3 separate regions of the Homo sapiens genome follow, and regions 2 and 3 are each linked to region 1. Evidence: read pairs that join two places in POLR2A ChIA-PET (ENCODE). Cell type or tissue: PC-9. All regions are shown on one strand. Links, peaks and the distances in the headings refer to the core of each region. The heading gives the core; the rest is flanking DNA.

The links. Peaks named below come from ENCODE experiments on the same cell type or tissue, not always from the same donor. Only the 100,000 strongest peaks of a DNase experiment are listed, where the experiment ranks them.
Region 2: POLR2A ChIA-PET joins it to region 1 with 5 read pairs; 1 of 35 experiments calls an interaction of 5 or more read pairs at or near these places.
Region 3: POLR2A ChIA-PET joins it to region 1 with 5 read pairs; 1 of 35 experiments calls an interaction of 5 or more read pairs at or near these places.

What each region holds. Positions count from the first base shown.
Region 1 is chr2:111,530,849-111,536,752 of GRCh38, forward strand. LOC124906066 (a long non-coding RNA gene) reads left to right here and starts at 1,651. Exons shown (of 2, transcript XR_007087190.1): 1 at 1,651-3,336; 2 at 4,051-5,904. RefSeq lists enhancers at 928-1,427, 1,930-2,431. In PC-9, for the core only: no CTCF peak of the experiment used is centred there; DNase peaks (open chromatin) are centred at 2,964 and 4,753; H3K4me3 peaks cover 617 bases; H3K27ac peaks cover 2,837 bases.
Region 2 is chr2:111,166,078-111,171,981 of GRCh38, forward strand. BCL2L11 (BCL2 like 11) reads left to right here. Exons shown (of 4, transcript NM_138621.5): 4 at 1-2,367. Among named protein-coding and RNA genes, the nearest start is that of BCL2L11, 48 kb to the left of the region's middle. RefSeq lists enhancers at 1-220, 1,535-1,594, 2,716-2,825. In PC-9, for the core only: no CTCF peak of the experiment used is centred there; a DNase peak (open chromatin) is centred at 2,614; H3K27ac peaks cover 1,150 bases.
Region 3 is chr2:111,482,312-111,487,924 of GRCh38, forward strand. All of the region lies in intron 1 of MIR4435-2HG (MIR4435-2 host gene), which reads right to left. Among named protein-coding and RNA genes, the nearest start is that of SOCAR, 6.3 kb to the right of the region's middle. RefSeq lists an enhancer at 4,747-5,599. In PC-9, for the core only: a CTCF peak has its summit at 1,139; no DNase peak of the experiment used is centred there; H3K27ac peaks cover 293 bases.

The DNA.
Region 1 (5,904 bases), core at 1,191-5,190:
AGAAATTCTCTTCAAAAGCATTTTATTGCTAAACAAATTTCATTTGGTCTCCAACTTTCACAGATTACTAATCTAGGCTGTGGGTTGTTTCTGAGTTATATTCATCTAGCAACGTTCAGGAATCACCTGTTTTCCAGTGATTCTGCATAAGCAGCTATTGTATGTGCGCCTCTGCTCCTCCTTAGACCAGTACAGACAGTTTGTAAAAGTACAAATTTGGTCCCTGCTATAGGTGCCAGCACGTTAAAGGACCAAGGTCCTTCCAGGGTATTTATTAATAAAATTATATATATATAAAATAAATAAATGCGGTTTCACCATGTTGGTCTCCAACTCCTGACTTCAAGTGATCCACCCACCTCGGCTTCCCAGAGTGCTGGGATTACAGGCGTGAGCCGCCACGCCCAGCCTAAAGATATATATATATTTTTAAAGACATATACGGAAGTCCAGAGCAGTCTGTGTCCCTGCATCAGATTGAGCCTTGGTTAGCATTGGCTTGCCTCTCCTGCTGGACCTTCAGATCCTGGGCCGGGAGGGTGGGGGAACATGATGTGTCAGATCATGTCCCCATAGCACTTTGCACAAAACTTCACTATGGTAAACATCCAAAAAAAGGAAGTGTTGACTGTGAATTTGCTTCTTTATCCTCTCTGGACTCTGAATCCCAAGATCCACGATTAAGGCTTAGGACTCTCCATCCTGCAGCATTCCCTGCTTTACACTGAGAGGCAATGGGAGGGACTGGGCCTGGGCAGAGGGATCCAGGAGCCAGTTGCGTAACTGGCCTGAGATGTGCGTCTGAAAAGACTTTTTGCAGGCAAATGTGGCTCCAGCCTCCTGCTGCCTCCAGGCAGTCCTCCCTTCCCAGTCTGGGAGCCTGGCCTGTTCATGCTACACTGTTTGGTTTTGGCTGTGGCCTCCACCCTGGTGCAACCTGTGCATCTAAGGAGGCTCAACTGGAGGAATCCAGGCCCCTTCCCAGGAAAATGTGTTTGTTGGTGGCAGATAGCCAGGCTGACAGAGGTGTTCCCCCTCAGGTGAGGGGGCCTCATGGCCACAGCACTAATGGGGGGTAGGAAGGGGTTCACGTCCGCTTCCTGAGCTGAGCTGCCTCTGTAGCACCTGTGCCTCCTCTAGGGCGGCATCCTACTTCCAGTTCATTCTTGATCCCACAGAATGCAGGGACAGGGCACTAAGTGTTCAGCTCTGCTGGCCTCAGCCACTCGCTCTGAGCTCCCAGTGGTATGAGTCTGTCAGAGACACTGGTACCAAGAGGTCCAACATGTGACACTTCCAAGCAGTCAGTGTGGAAGTTTCTCACAACAGTCCAAGAAGAAGCAAGAACAACTCTCTTGGGCTGGAAAGGATTAGAGTTGATCCAGGCGCACAATCTTCAGATCCTGCCTTCAATCTTGGCCTCAGGAGACAGAGCCTCCCATCAAAGGACAGAGCCACCAAAACCAACTCCATTTACAGTATTCCAGTGGCTTCTGTGAGCCAGAAATTTCTAGAAGCTCTTGAAGGGCCTTTTGTGGCAGTGCACAAGGCTGAGTTGTCACAGCCCTACTTGCAGAGGTGGTGAACCCTGTGAAGAGCCTCCATCTCAAAGACACACACTTTGGAGAGCAGTAGACCTTGCAGGGGATGGGGGATTCATGCCCCCGTGAAACTGGGATGACGTAGAATTATGGAAGAGTACCTGTCCCTGAGTGTCCTTGAAAGTCAAGCAATTAAAACAGATGCAATCCCTTTGGATGGAGATGCAGCACAGCATCATTGCTGTGGAAGTCCATGGTACAGGGGTGGCTGGCAGTCACAGCAGACTCTGCAAAATGGGACTCCATCCTGGTTGGCTTCTAAGGATCAAGGTAGACCATTCTTACAATAATGACATAGAATAAGAGACATAGATACTTCCTCGGTTGAAAGAAACACACTGGCAGCTAGTACAGTGGAGAACATCTTCTCTTGTTCATCCTAGAGAAAGTGTCCCCGGGGTCAGGGGACAAGGCTGGGCCAGAGCTGCTCTCAGTTGAATATAAGTGAGTGGTGTTTGAATTACTGTAAGCTGGAACTCAAAAGCTCTCTGTGATTCATAAAGCAGCTCTTTTCATATGGGTTCCAAATTTCCTTTTCTGTTCATTCAACATCCTCTGACAAGCTCTCTGAACTTCATTCTGGCTTAAAAATCTAAGAAAGCCATGATAGTGAATACCCATGTCATGACTGTTTACCCTCAGTCCTCAGACTCGCCCTTCCCTGCTGAGGTGCCGCCCTGTGGAGAGGGATTAACCTCGAATGAGACGGTGGGACAGAGACCGATGCACTGTTGTGGTCACGGTTCCATAGGTGTGCTGTGTTTTTTCTCAGCATACCCATTTTAGGCTCGTGCGGTATCAAACTTTTCTGCCAGTAAGTAGAAAAGGCAATTTTTGTAAAAACTGAGAAACAAGTTGCAGGCGAGAGCAGATATTTCAGAAATGACTCAGAATCATGTTTTGCTAGAAGAATGCTAATGAAATACAGAGCGCATATTCATGAAACTGATAACACTCCCTCGGAAAGAAAATGACTCTTATTAGACATCTGAACTTGAGCAAAACATTCATGTCATCGATTATAATATAATGGATGGCTCCTACTCTGGCAGCAAAATTTAGCTTTAATGTAACTACAGAAGCAAAGATTATTCTTGGGGGAATAATGACAGAGTGTATCTTTCTGATCATCTGAAGCAGTTCATTCACCTCTGAAACTGACTGTAAACCTCAGGAAAGAAGCTTCTCAGAAATACATGACCCACTAAGCTAAGAGCCAACTCCCTAGTGAATCACCTTCCACACCCGTGACCTCAAGTCCAGGACCCGTGTAAAGCTAGTTTTTACCATGTCTTCTATGACTGCTGGGGGATGGTACACTATCATCCTAGATCCAATTACAAACAGAAAAAAGCAAAAAACAACTAAACCAGCTACTACTGAGCTTGAGCATGACTAGCACTGAACTACCTAATTTCTGACTGTTACAAATTAATCAAGTCACAGCACATTTGCGATTCATATCAGCTACCTAGGGCGTTTCTGTAGACAGCTAACCCATTTGGGAAGCAGTCAGCTAATACTATCTGGATGTCAGATGCATCTCATGTTTTGGCAGCTCTTTATAGTCTTTCAAGGGGATTGTGTTGACAGGCACTTGCCCTTCAACTTGCTGCTCTGTTTGGCAGCGGCTCTGTTTTCAGTCTTGCCTTCACTGCACTTGAGGATTTTCCACAGCCATGCATGGGGATGTTCTCGTGTAAGAGGGTCAGACGGGCAAAAATCCGGGAAGAAGGTAGGTGCATTCACAAAGCCATGCCTGGAAACTCTAGATCAGAGGGTGGACTCAACTCCTCCCAGAATCCAGAGGCTTGAAGTTGAGGTAGCTTAATCTCAGAGCGTACCTCTAGCTTCTCTAGGAGCAGTTTTTGGAAGGATCAGAGTCAGACTGCAACGCGGGCTTCAAACAACAGGAAAAGTCATTTAAAACCAAGAGTAATGAGAAGGGTGTGAATATTGGGAGGGTTTTTTAACTTCGTGAATTGGGTGTGATTTTTATTAAAATCATTTCCTAAAATCATGATGATTACGATTATGTCTATTAAAAATAAGAGTTCATATATATTTAGAGATATATACTAAAATATTTACAGATAAAATGATACAATGTTTAGGATACGCTTTAAAAAAATTAGAATGGGGCGAGATTGGGTTGTAGCTGAAACATAATTGGCCATAAGTTGATCATTGTTGAAGGCAAGTGACAGATGGGAGCTCATTATAATTTTCTCTATTTTGGTGTATGTTTAAGATGTTCTATGATAAAAAGTTAGAAATGAAATATGAGATATATGAATGCCTTTCTCAGAGACAATTATCTAATTTGAAACTCAGTTTCCTTTAACTCAAGATTTGTTTGCATATATCTAAATCACATGGTTTTTATCTTGCAAAAAAGAAACCACAGCTTTAAACCCGGGCTTCTCTTCTCGGTTCTGCTTTCTTCCAGGGATTCCAAGCGACAGGGCACATGGTACAATGCCTCCCATTCAGTAGATGCACCCCAGAAACATTGTTATGTTGCCCTCACCATGAAAACCACTCTTCACTGAGCACTGGCCGTTTAATGGGCCTGACGTCATATTGCCACGTGAAGCAGCCAGCCCTCTACTTTTGAAAACACCCTTTAAGGAAATGATTGCAAAGCTTGACTATAAAATATTTTCAGATATTTGAATGAGAAAACAAAAAGCCATGGTTCCCCACTGAGAGACACAGAAAGAACTCCTACAGCTCTGCCCCCTCCCCACACAGACCAGCCCTCCTTCCTTGAGGACAGGACTGACTAGGTCTGAACACAGCAGGTGCCCCACGCATGAGCTGAACTCCACTGAACTACAGCCAGTCACACAGACTGGAGGGTCTTTCTGTGGGATTCTCCCATTCCCACTGAATCCTTCCCATAGGCAAAAGGTAGTTCCCTAAAACAAATGAGAACAGCTGGAAGGGATCTGTTTACTGAATCAAGAAAACACTTAAATCTATTAACTGAATGAAGACAACTGAAAAACAAAACATTCCTGAAGGATTAAACTCTGCAGAAAGAAGCTGGCATTTGCCCAGGACAAGGACAGGCATCCTTTACAATGCTTATCTCAGTTAGAACAGCCTTGTAGGTAGACAGGGCAGAAGGATCTCTGCTGGGTCAGCCTAACAGGAGCAGGAAGGGTCACCTGGTGCAAAAACAGGGGAGGAAAGTTTCTGACCAGCTGATGTGAAAGCAAAGTTGGCCAGAGGTCACGTGAGGGAAGTCTGCTAGGATGCCTGTCTCAGTCTGTGTAGTTTTGCTATGAAGAAATATCTGAGGCTGGGTATTTACTTTTAAAAGAGGTGTATCTGGCTCATGGGTCTGCAGACTGTACAAGCAGGGTGTCAGCATCTGCTTCCAAAGAGGGCTTCAGGCTGCATCTGCTTACGGTGGAAGGTGAAGGGGAGCCCTGTGCAGAGATCACATCATGAGAGGAGAAGCAAGAAAGAGGACACGAAGGTGCCAAGCTCTTTTTTTTTTTTTTTTTTTTTGAGATGGAGTCTCGCTCTGACGTCCAGATTGGAGTGCAATGGTGTGATCTCGGCTCACTGCAACCTCCACATTCCAGGTTCAAGCGATTCTCCTGCCTCAGTCTCCTGAGTAGCTGTGATTACAGGTGCACGCCACCACACCCGGCTAATTTTTTTTATTTTTTTGTATTTTTAGTAGAGATGTGGTTTCGCCATGTTGGCCAGGCTGGTCTTGAACTCCTGACCTCAAGTGATCCACTCTTTTTAACAACCAGCTCTCACAAACTAACAGAGTGAGAACTCATTCTCCCTCACCCTACCCAGGGAGGACATTCATCTATCATGAAGGATTCACCCTCATGACCCAAACACCTCCCATTAGGCCCCACTTCTTAACACTGGGGATCAAATTTCAACATGAGATTTGGTGGAGACAAACATCCCAGCTCTAGCCATGCCCACCTGCTGAATGCTTATTCACTGTGAACAACTGCTGTCTTCTGAAAAAGTTGTGAAATGCATTTTGTGAAAAGAATTCTATTTTGAATGCCCGAATGGAATTTAATTTAGAGGAAATCTGTTGTGAGTTACCTTCAAGAACTGCCAGGTTAGCTGTGTGACCTCAGGCAAGTTATCTAACTTCTCCATGCATCAACTTCCCCATAGAAAAAGCAGGGAGAATAGAATAGCAGTGCCTACTTCATCAGGCTGTTGTGGGAATTAAATGACTTGACACATCTGAAGGGCTGATGATGTGATGCTTGAGAGACGCGGGATACAACCCTTGCAGCCCTTGGCAGGCTGA
Region 2 (5,904 bases), core at 1,079-5,078, 360 kb before region 1:
CCATTGGTAGGGTCATACAAAGCCCACGGTTACAAGCAGTGGTAGGATTGCAGCCGTGGGCCTGCTGGACACACACATACACCAAAGATGTATTTGGATCTGGGCACCCCCTCCCAGGATCCCTGTACTCACGTGCCAGTCTCCTGACTAGAGCACTTTACTCTGTTTCCTCAGCCCTGCAGCCCCTGGGAGCACACACTGGGTGCAGCCCTGGGCCAGGCACGGGAGGCCCTGCCCTGTGCTGCCCAGGGGCTGTGTGCACCACATGAGCACATTTCCCTCTGGCCTGGCGGCCTCCAGGCTGGCTGTGGAAACAGTTCCTGAGGAAATTAGAGATTCTATGAATTGTAGGAGTATTAAAGACCAGGCTGTTGGCACCAGAACTTAAAGCGATGACTGGATGTCTCTGTACTGTATGTATCTGGTTATCAAGATGCCTCTGTGCAGAAAGTATGCCTCCCGTGGGTATACGTTTTTACCTTTTTTAAAAAACATTTTTGTAGAAAAAATAATTAAATCCCCTTTTTGGAAACTTACTGCAGGTTTTGTGCCTTGACAACCTCTCCCTATGTGAGGTTTGTAAAAAGTGTCCTGTGACTTAACACAGAAACGCAATAAACACACACAAAATAGTTTCATGAGTGATTCTTCAGATGCCCTTCCCAACTGGTTAGTTGATCAAGAATTTTGGGGGTGGGGGTTGCGGAGAAATCAAGTTTAAAATTCCTTCTGATTAAAAAAATATAGTGGAATACAATTGTCTGCCGTTTCCCCTTCTTAATGTATATATTGTGAGTATTTATTAGATTCGTAGGTCATATTACTTATCAACTGAGCCAAATGTCTGTGTGCAATTGTGTTTCCTTTACCTTGTAAAATTTTGTACAGCATAAATAAGTAAAAAAATCACTGTTTTTCTCAACTTTTTCAAAATCAAGGATTGTAAATATTGTAGATTCTTTTTCTGTGTGATGTGTCCTACTGTTTCATAATGCTGTAACTTGTAGAAATATTGTATATTTATTTTCTGCTTATTTAATGTCTTAATTTCTGAAAAGTATTAACATCCCTGTCTCCCACTCCCCTGCCGTCCCATGAAGTTAACTCCTGAGAGTTGTCGGGGGTGACTGGAGAGCTCATTGCAGACCACGTGGTCCTCCAGGGTGGCTCTCCACCTTCGGGTCCTGGTATTTCCAGTCAAGTGGGTTTCAATTCTTGGGCTTTGCCGCCCTTATGATGAAGTGTGTGTTTGATGCCAGTGAGAAACTCAGTCTGGCAGGCTACAAAATTCTACTCCAAGAAATACCCAGCAACCTTCTGTTTGTTCCAAAGCAACTAGCTTATCATGCAAGCAAATTTTGCTGACTCCAGGCTTTATCTTTAGGAAAACAAAAAAACCAAAGTATTATCAGCAGGTGGGAAAGATTTTTCTATTGAAAATTTATCCCTGACAACTCAGCGTTTAGAAAAGAAATAAAATGTGCCACTTCCAGAGGTGCTGCATTGCAGTTGTTCAGGGCTAGGGCCAGGCAGGACAAGTGAATGGGTGGGACAGGTGGCTCCTGCCTAAGGACCACCTCAGGCCACTAACCCCTTGTGGACAACTGTGAGTAGCTGGGTTTTCCCCCACCTGCTGTGCAACTTCCTGTGCTTTGAGGTTGGACTAACTTGTCTTCAGGAGCTAATTAACTGTACAGCCCTCCCCACGCCCCACCCATACGGTCACTGCATTTGGTCAGCCTGCTTCTTCAGGTCGATGCCCTCCTTCTGATACTCCATCTCCTTCAGGGGAGGTTGGGGCCCCACTGGACTGGGTGTCAAGATGTGAAAGCTTATGGGAGCTTTAAGGAGACTTCATGGTGGTTCCATGCAGGTGGTTCTGCCATCCCTGCTGATTTAGCCTGGTGCCTGTGTGTGTCCACTCACGTACACGTGGGGTGGGGGAAACGTGTCTACAGATGACGCTAAATCAGTTGGGGTCTACTCTAAACAGCATTGTGTGTAAGAAGCATCCTCAAGCTCCCAGTTAAGTAACTTGACTACTTTTATTTGGGAATTTCAGACTATAGAAGCTCTCTTATGTTTTATGTCCAGATTCTGTGACCACTAGTTACTGTATCAGAACTCATCAGGTACCCACTTATAAATAGCACTGATCTGGCTGTATACTGATCCATCACTAACCTGTTTTCTAGGACCCAGCGTATGTAGCATTTGTATTGCAGTTTCCCTGGCTTACTTGTGTTTTGCACTGATGAATTTTGACAGGGTAATTGCCACTTTACTTGTGCAATACTGCTGTAAATAACTGCAGATTTTTAAACAATCTTTTATGTTAATTTTATAAAAATAAAACTTTCAACTAGTTTTGGTGAGCGTTTGATTTGTTTGCACAAAATGTCAGAGAAACAGCTGAAATTATATATGAACATGTACACGCCCACACATCTGCTATTATCAGTCATAAAATGTAGCTGTGTGTAGCTCATATATTTTTGCTTGAAGACGAATCCGTGCAGTACACTTAAAAGTAAACGAGTCTTTAAAGTTTTGATGTGGCTGGTGCGAAAAGTATTCTGCCTGCACAGTCAGATATGACTCAGCACTTGGGTGGGGAGTTGTGGGGGCAGGGAAGTGTACTAGGAGCCGGCTCTGTACTGTGTTGATGAGTGATATGGCAGGTGCCCAGCCATCTTACCCCATCAACCCCATAATAGAAAGGGCTTGTCTGCAGCACCTGCTCAGGGTCAAAGGGGTCACCCAAACGTGCCTAGACCCTGTGTGTGAAATGATGACCAGGAACCGCCAAGTTCCCAGCTCCCGTCATGTAGGGTGGATGGGAATTGCCTTAGGAATGAGTGAAAGAAATTAAAGCCTGGTTTGGGGATACAGGTGATAAAATCCTAATAAGTATTTAATTTGGCACTTTCACCCTAAGTGCTGGGAAAGTGAAAGACAGACTCAGCTTTCTTTTAGACTAACAATCTGTTAATGCTTTCAATCGGGTGAGTAATACATGAATATGGTCTTGTAAATTTATTTCAAATTGTATTTGTTTCAAATCAAATTGTTCTGTCTTAATCCTACCTCCTCACTGAGGTAGGAGTTTGCATTCTCCTGGACTCTTAATCTGCAGTGTGTGTGTGTGTGTGTGTTGTGTGTACTCACACAGCAGTTTTGCTTTTCTGTAAGTGCCATAGCTCTGTATATGGTTCTGACTTAGCAATAGGTCACATATCTTTCCATAGCGACTCCACTTCATGCTAACTACTGCAGCAAGTGCCAGAGCACAGGCATAGAATTTGCTCATAGGTATCCCACTCTTGTGGTACAGGGAGGTGGAAGATCAGCCTCAACAGACTCTGGAAGACACTGTCAAAGTGGCAGCTCCACTTCACACGGGCCCTGGCAGCACATAAGAACACCCACTTACCCCCAGTGCTGTCAGACATGAGTGAGCTGGTGTCTGCCTGCTGGGTGAGGAGCAAGTGGTGCTCATTTGAATTTTTCTATCAATGCAGTAGGATGATCTTTTCAGGCACTGGTGGCATTTGCCTTTTTTTCTGAAAGTTTTTGCTAATTTTTGGTTGAGTATTTTTTCTATTGATGATTAGCTCTTTATACATTCTGGACAAAAAAATCTCTTATATGTTGGAAATACTTTTCCTTCAATCTGTTGCCTTTTTTTCCCAACATTTTATTGTGAAAACTTCCAAACATTCAGAAAAGTCAAAAGAGTTTTACAGAGAATACCCATGCACTCACTACCTAGCTTCTACCTTTAACTTTTACTACCTTTGCATTATCATGTATTCATTTATTAATCCGGCTTATTTTTTGGTGCATTTCAAAACAAGTTGTCACCAATACTCTTATCCCCAAATACTTCAGCATCATTTAGAGTTCATCAATTTTTTATAATTTTTTTCTCCAAAGATAAAATTTACATAAAGTAAAACATACAAATCCTATGTGTGCATTTGCTAAATTTTGACCAAGGATACAGCTGTCTCTCAAACCCTTGTCAAGATAAAGAATACTACCGTAACTCCCAGAAAGTTATCTGCTTTCCAGGTAATCCCTCCTCTCCTGCCCCCATTGGTAACCTCTGTTCTGAGATTCTTTTCCGTCATAAATTAGTCTTACCTCTTCCTGAACTTCATATTAATGGAACCATAACAGTATATGGTCTTTTGTGTCGTGTCTGGTTTCTTTTGCTCAGAATATGAGATCCATGTTACAATTATCAGTAATTTCTTCCTTTTTATTACTAAGTAGTAGTCTATTGTGTGAACAAACCATGCTTTGTCTATTGTCTTATTAATGAACACCTGAGTTCTTACCAGTTTGGGGCTATGATGAATAAATCTGCTATGAATACTCTCATACAAAGCATATGAGTCTCTTTTGTGAACATATGTTTTTATTCTGCAGCATGTTTTTTAATTGCTTGTGGTGTATTTTATGTAGAAGTTGTCATCTTAGGTGGTGGGTGCCTATAGTCCCAGCTACTCGGGAGGCTGAGGCAGGAGAATGGCGTGAACCCCGGGGGGCGAAGCCTGCAGCGAGCCAAGATCGCGCCACTGCACTCCAGCCTGGGCGACAGAGTGAGACTCCGTCTCAAAAAAAAAAAAAAAAAAAAAAAAAAAGAAGTCAGATTTGTCAGTCTGTCAGTCTTGCTTAGGTTTCTGTATTTTGTATCTCGTTTAAGACAACTTATCTATGACAAAGTTTTAAATATATTTTCTTATGTTTTATTCATATAACCAGTACAGTTTGGGGTTTTTTTTTCACCTTAATCCACCTGGAATTTATTTTTTTAGTGATCCACAGTATTTAGTTTTTACCCCACAGAAAGCCAGCACTGTTGTCTTTTTGTCCACCAGCCTAAATTGATCCTTTGACAATATACCAAAGTCTAATACATACGGTTCTGTATCTCAGCTCTTGCCTTTTTCATTGATCCTTTTGTTTAATCTACATTATTTTAATTACTTGAGTTTTATCTGTTTTGAGTTTCTTGTCTTTATTTTTCAAAATCATCGTGGCTCTTTTTACATTGTCTTTTTATGTGCATCTTAGAATTAGTTGAAGCTTTTCAGAAAGTTCTTTGGAGGTCTCATTTAGGATTACAGTAACTCTTGATTTAGGGAAGAATTGCCATTTTTCCAGATGTTTTCCAAGATGTATAATATTTTTATCCATCGATTGTGTTTGGTTTTGGATGCTTTTAGTACACTTGATTTTTCTTCCTTCAAATCCCGCACATTTCCTATTTGCTTTTTCTGGGAAAGAGGGGAGGATGCCTTGCATCCAGCCCTTATCTCCACCACAGTTTCCCTTTGTGTGCCTGCCTCCCACTGCCCCTTTCTTTCCCTGCCTGAGGTATCGCTGAGGGCAGGCCCATGGCCTAATGTTTGACTGATAAAACACTCTTCCCAGCACTTTGACTCTGGAGCGAGCAAGGCAAGGAGGGGCCATTTGGAGGGCAGCATCCTTGAAGCTGCAGGGCATGTTTGTGTTCTTGGCCACAGTAACCGGCCCCCCAGCCACCAGCACCCCGGGGTCCCGTCTCTGAGCTGCCTGCTGGACTATGCAACAGGCGCCCACCCTCCAGCATGTTCTCCTTGTGCTAAATTAGCCAGGGCTGGTTTCTGTCGCTGGCAGCCAAAGCAGTGACTCATTCCTACCTGTCAGAAGGACCGAATACAAAAGTTGCATGAAGTCTCTTTAAACAAGATGAATTAGAAGGTGTGGGGTGATGGACTGATTGTGAAAATCTCCCCTGTCGAGACCAGAATGGGGCTGTGAGGAGATGGGAAATAGCAAGGCAAAAGGTGGTCTCTAATCTTTTTGGGTAACTTCTACCACTTGCTGTTTTTGTTTTTTTTTTTTCCTGGAAAC
Region 3 (5,613 bases), core at 979-4,978, 49 kb before region 1:
CCTGTCATGAGCGCCTTTTTCCAGATGAGAGTTCCCCAGGACTCATCGCAGAGCTTCCGGCTGGACTCCCTGAGGCCATGGAGAATTGCCAGGGTAGGGGTTACAGAGAAAGATGCCCTCCCTTGGAAATAATTTGTTTGAAGGCTCCTAATCTGCATGTGGTCTTGGCAAATAGGATCCAGCAAACCTGGATGTGTGCAAGCCATTGGAGATTCGTGGTTTCTTGGATGAAGCTGGGAATTCCACCTCTGCCTCAAGCTGTGCACCCTCAAACTCTCAAAAGCCTCAGTTTACTCATCTGCAACATGAGTTAAGAGTGCCCAACCCCCATAGGATGGGAATGATCATGTTAAAAGACATACATTCTCCAATCTCTACTGCTTCCAGGAGGCCCTTCAGAATAACATTGATTCACTACACACAGTGTAAGCAGCATGGCTGATCTCTCGTAAGTCCTGCATGAGGTAGCAATTAGAACCTCAAACATGAGAATCAAAGAGTGCCACTTTTGCAGCAGTAGAAGACTAAGAAATTGTAATAATCCTTTGAATCAGTTTGCTCAGATTACTCCCAGATTACTCTGGGACTTTTCTGACATATGAAGAACAATTTCTATTTCAATAGGGTGTCCATTGCCTGCCACTAACTTTTCATTTTCACAGAGAATGGCTGAAATTAGAATGGAGAGATTCTGATAATTCTGGCAAGCAGAGGGCAGATGGGGGTGAGGATGTGCGGACAGGGGCTGTGTTACTCTAAACGGCAGGGAAGGACTTGGGGACAGCATTTGTTCCCCTCTCCAGTGACATTCCTGTTTTGTTCAAGTGCCCCTCTGATGAACCCAGTGGGTGAACACAGAGCAGGTGACACACACTTTGGACAGGTGAGACAGTCACGGGTGAGTCACCTCCTTACCAGGAACCTCTGGTGTGCAGTCACCTTTCCTGCGGCTGGGTGGCAGTCTGTACTCATTCTGTGCCTTACCTCTTCCCTCCCGAGCATGACTCTGAGCAGGCACTTCTGGGGACTTCAAAGAGACTGTCACATGCAGATGAGATGAGCCATGTGCCTTTCAGGCCCAGCTCAGCAGGGCCAGCTTGAAAGGCATATCTGAATTGAATCAAATGCATCCACCCCACAAACTGAGGATGTGATTATGTGTAAACAATGAAAATGACAATCATTGACAGCCCAGCGTTTAAATGCTCTGGATGTTGGAGGTAACTTACAGCCAGTATCTAATTCACAGCTGCCCCGAAGTTAGCTAACCTCGCCAAAAGCTCCCTGTGCTTGAGGATGGAGGAAAGAGAGAGCAGCAGAGAAGGATGGGTATCCATCAAGACAAGGCTGGCTGAGTGTCTAAATCATCCCCACATGCTCCATTTGTCTGTGGGATCACTATCACAGATTTGATCACATGATACATTTCATAACCCCCTTTACCCCCATCAGTGAAACTTGTGCAGCAAGGGGAGCTATTTGTGTTCAATGCAGTGCCCGAGAGCACTGGGATAGTGGCAACAGTGAAGACAATCGCTAGTGGATGTCACAGGTCTCTGCTCTTGGTCTTCACTGATCCAAGTGGTCTTCTGGTGAAGATGTAAAGGGGATACCACTCCAAGTTATAGATGACATGAAGCTTCATGTTTTATATTAGAGAATACATGGGCTAAATCTAAAAGACAACACCAGCGATAATGCAAAGTTCTACTTAGGTTAAAAAAAAAGTTTTTTTTTAAAAAGTCACCACCTCATATTCAGAATGATCCCAGCACTTTGAGAGGCAGAGGTGGGAGGATCACTGGAGGACAGGAGTTTGAGACCAGCCTGGACAACACAGTGAGACGCTCGTCTCTACCAAAAAAAAGATTTTAAAATTAGCCAGGCATGGTGCCACATGCCTGTAGTCCCAGCTCTTCAGGAGGCTGAGGTCAAGGGTCACTTGAGCTCAGAAGTTCAAGGCTGCAGTGAGCTATGATTGCTTCACTGTACTCCAGCCTGAGTGACAGAGTGAGATCTTGTCTCTAAAAGATATATATATATATACACACACACACACAGAATTAGAGAGATGTGGCTTTGCAGCACGTTCCCACACAGAGAGGCAGGGAGGTCAGCTGGCTGTCAGTGCAGTGCCCAGGTCCAACAGATAGGTATGGTTGCCAAAAACCAGACAAAGGAGGTCACTGTGCCCACCTGAAGTGGGACATTGGAAAGTTGCCAAGTAGATGCTGTGGAAGGCAGCACAAGATCAAGGGTAGCTGAACACCTCAGCACATAAAGAATCTTTCCAGGAATCATGAGAAGAAGGAAGAGCTTGAACAGAAGTGGTGAGGTCCGCCTGTAATCCCAGCACTTTGGGAGGCCGAGGCGGGCGGATCACGAGGTCAGGAGATCAAGACCATCCCGGCTAAAAAGGGTGAAATCCCGTCTCTACTAAAAATACAAAAAATTAGCCGGGCGTAGTGGCGGGCGCCTGTAGTCCCAGCTACTTGGGAGGCTGAGGCAGGAGAATGGCGTGAACCCGGGAGGCGGAGCTTGCATTGAGCCGAGATCCCGCCACTGCACTCCAGCCAGGGCGACAGAGCGAGACTCCGTCTCAAAAAAAAAAAAAAAAAAAAAAAAAAAAAGAAGAAGTGGTGAGGTCCATGCAGTCGGAAGGGCTTTGGTGTGGAAGGAGCTGGGGCTCATGCAATAATTCAGCAGTTTCTGGGACAGGATATGTGCTCAAGGTATATGAATGGGCATGTTGAGTTATGACCATCCTTCCCATCGTGGCTATGCTTATATGACTTCGGGGGCAAAGCTAGGTCCAAAATATGGATGTGCCAGAGAATAGGCTTTGGATAATTTATAGAACGTCTTCTCAGCTGGCGCTTTGCAGTGATGCGCTGGGCTGCCTCTTTGGGAGGGAAAGGGCTTATGGATTAGACAGCCCTCTGAGGGCTCACAGAGAGGGGCTTCTATGGTGGGAAGTGCCCTTCACACTGAGAATCGTGATTCCAAATGAAGGGTGTCTAAGTAATGATGATGACTCCATGTTGGATGGTTAAGCATCTGCCACTGTGGGTCACCTCGCCCATGTATCAGGGAGGATCAAAGAGGACCCTCGATCATGGCCACACAGCTAGCAAGAGGAAGGCAGGACTGGCCCAGGGATTCTGATTCCACATCAACAGAGTTTTTAACATCCCCAGAGTGTCCCTGATTCCCTCTTCATGACGCTGCACTAGCTGCCATATTCATACAGGGAAGCACACCAGCACCTGCATCTCCCCTACTAACAGCCCTCCTCACAACCGCACTGCTTCTCAGCTGCCCTGACTGGTCTCAATTAACATTCATTGAATAATGAGTAAATAACTAAACGGATGGACAATTGAACCTCTTCCCTTAGATGTCCAGCACTCTACACCTAATGCTGCCCCTGGGTGTCAGCAAATGAAACCTGGAGGCAGGATTGTGGTACTCCTCCAATGCCAGAGTTGGAGGAGAGAGATCATTGCTGGAATGGAGATCTGGGGCCCAGAGAACAGCTCCTACAGTCAGGAGTAAATGGCAAAAAGCCACTAATTCCAATCTAAATAGCTAATGCTATTGAATACCTACTATGTGCAGCACTTTCCTAAGAATTTTTCATGCAAGAACTCTTTGCATCCTCAGAACAACTCTCTGTGGTAATTGTTCCTCTATTTCTAGTTTACGGGTGAGGAAACTGAGGTCAGTAGGTGTTAAGTAACTTGCTATGCATGCATTAAGTAGCTGGTTGAGCTGAGGCTCAGCCCTGGCAGTGGCTTCATCATTGTGCCTTGTGAGCCCCTCCAAGGTCACATGGTCCAGCAAACTACAGCAAACTGGGGAGTAGCCAGGAGTAAAATCATGTGGGGAACTTGAGGGGTGACTTCAGGGGAGGAACAGCCCCATGTCTCAGTCTGTGATCCCACACACAGAAGGACATCATTTGTGCTCAAGGTAACTTGAGCAGGCAGGGCATGGGAGAGAAAAGAGGCTCAGGCCTGGGGCCCTGGGTCTGCTCATCTCCGCACAACTTGTATGTTTCTTGTCAATTGTGCCTGAACATACTGTAAAGCTTCTCCCTTAAAAAGCCAAAAGAGTAAAGTTTGAGGGATTTGTAGGACACTAACAAGAACCAAACCTGAGGCTTATTTATGCCAGTCTAACTATTAATAGTTCCTGGAATGGCTTTACACAAACAAGAATAAGGCTGTCTATCCCCACGCAGGAAAGTTCATGTGCAAATACCACAAGGCTGGACAGTCCGGCTGCATGTGCCCTGCACCTGAGGCCCCCAGCCCAAGGGAACCCTCAGGACAAACAGCAGAGAAGCTCTGGGTGCCAGGGCATCCTCCTCGACAGGCCCCCTACCCTGGCATGGGCACGTGAGGCCTGAGAGCCCACTGGAGGTGGAGACATTGAGGCTTCCACTAGTGGCCACTCATGGCAGAGGCCAGGGACCCCAACCTGACTAGCCACTGCTCGTAGCCCAGGGGCTGTGCACCTTGGAGGGGTCACCAGCCCCTCTGAAGACCTGCCGAGTGCCACCGCAGGGCTCAATTCAGGCCCTCCACCTCATCAGAGTGACGGCTCATCTTTCAAGGCTCCCAGATCAGGAGTCTGTGTTCCACATGTGTGCTGTCCAACCTGGTAGCCACATGCAGTTGTGGGCATTTAAATTAAAATTAACTGAAATTAGATAAAACTTTCAATCCAGTTCCTAGTCACAGTAGCCACATTTCAGTTGCTTAGGAGCCACATGTGACTTGTGGCCGCTGCTTTGACCAGCACAGATACAGAACTTTTCCATCCTTGCAGAAGGTTCTATCAGACAGTGCTGCACTAGAGAGTTTGGGAAGCCACCTTGTGACTTCCCCGGGTCCTCGGAGAGTTTTCTGTTTCTGCCTCCTCTGCTGTCGCTGCTGTCTCTTGGCCTTCAGACTGAGACAGGAGGCCCAGGCTGGGAGAGGCCCAGCAGCAGCTAGCAGCAAGCAGGACAAGGCCCACAGAGGGTGCCCTATCAATCAGACATTGCTGGGTGCATTTGCCGAGACTGGGAGCTCACACAGTGGCCATGAGAGCAGCGACACATTTCCAGCAGCGGAGCCTACAGTTAGAGGACAGATCACGAGAGGTGTGGGGTCCACCCCAACTGGAGCAGGCCCTGAGCAGCTCCCAGAGCCCCCCACACACTGAGACTGCAGGTGTCGAAGTTGCAATGGTAGCAGCCACTGCAGACAATGGATGCTCCCCCCCAGGTTTCCTGGCATCACCTAAGCCCAAGTTTGTTTGATGACATCTGGAGCATTATGACAAGAAAGGATCCCCAATAATGACAGAATTTGAATCTCCCAATAACCAGGCAGAGAGGGTGAGGTAGGGCAGGGCGATCTTGGAGCAGATTTAATATAATTTAGAGATTTCTAGAGTAAAGGTACGTCACATTTTGATACCTTGGCATTATAGACTGGAATTCATACCCGTTAAACAAATAATTGAGCCAGTATGGAGAATTATTACATGGGGAATAAGGAGGCTGAAATTAAAACAGGGACAGGACAGAGAATCCTGTTCTGAAAATCCTGCTTGTCATTTCCA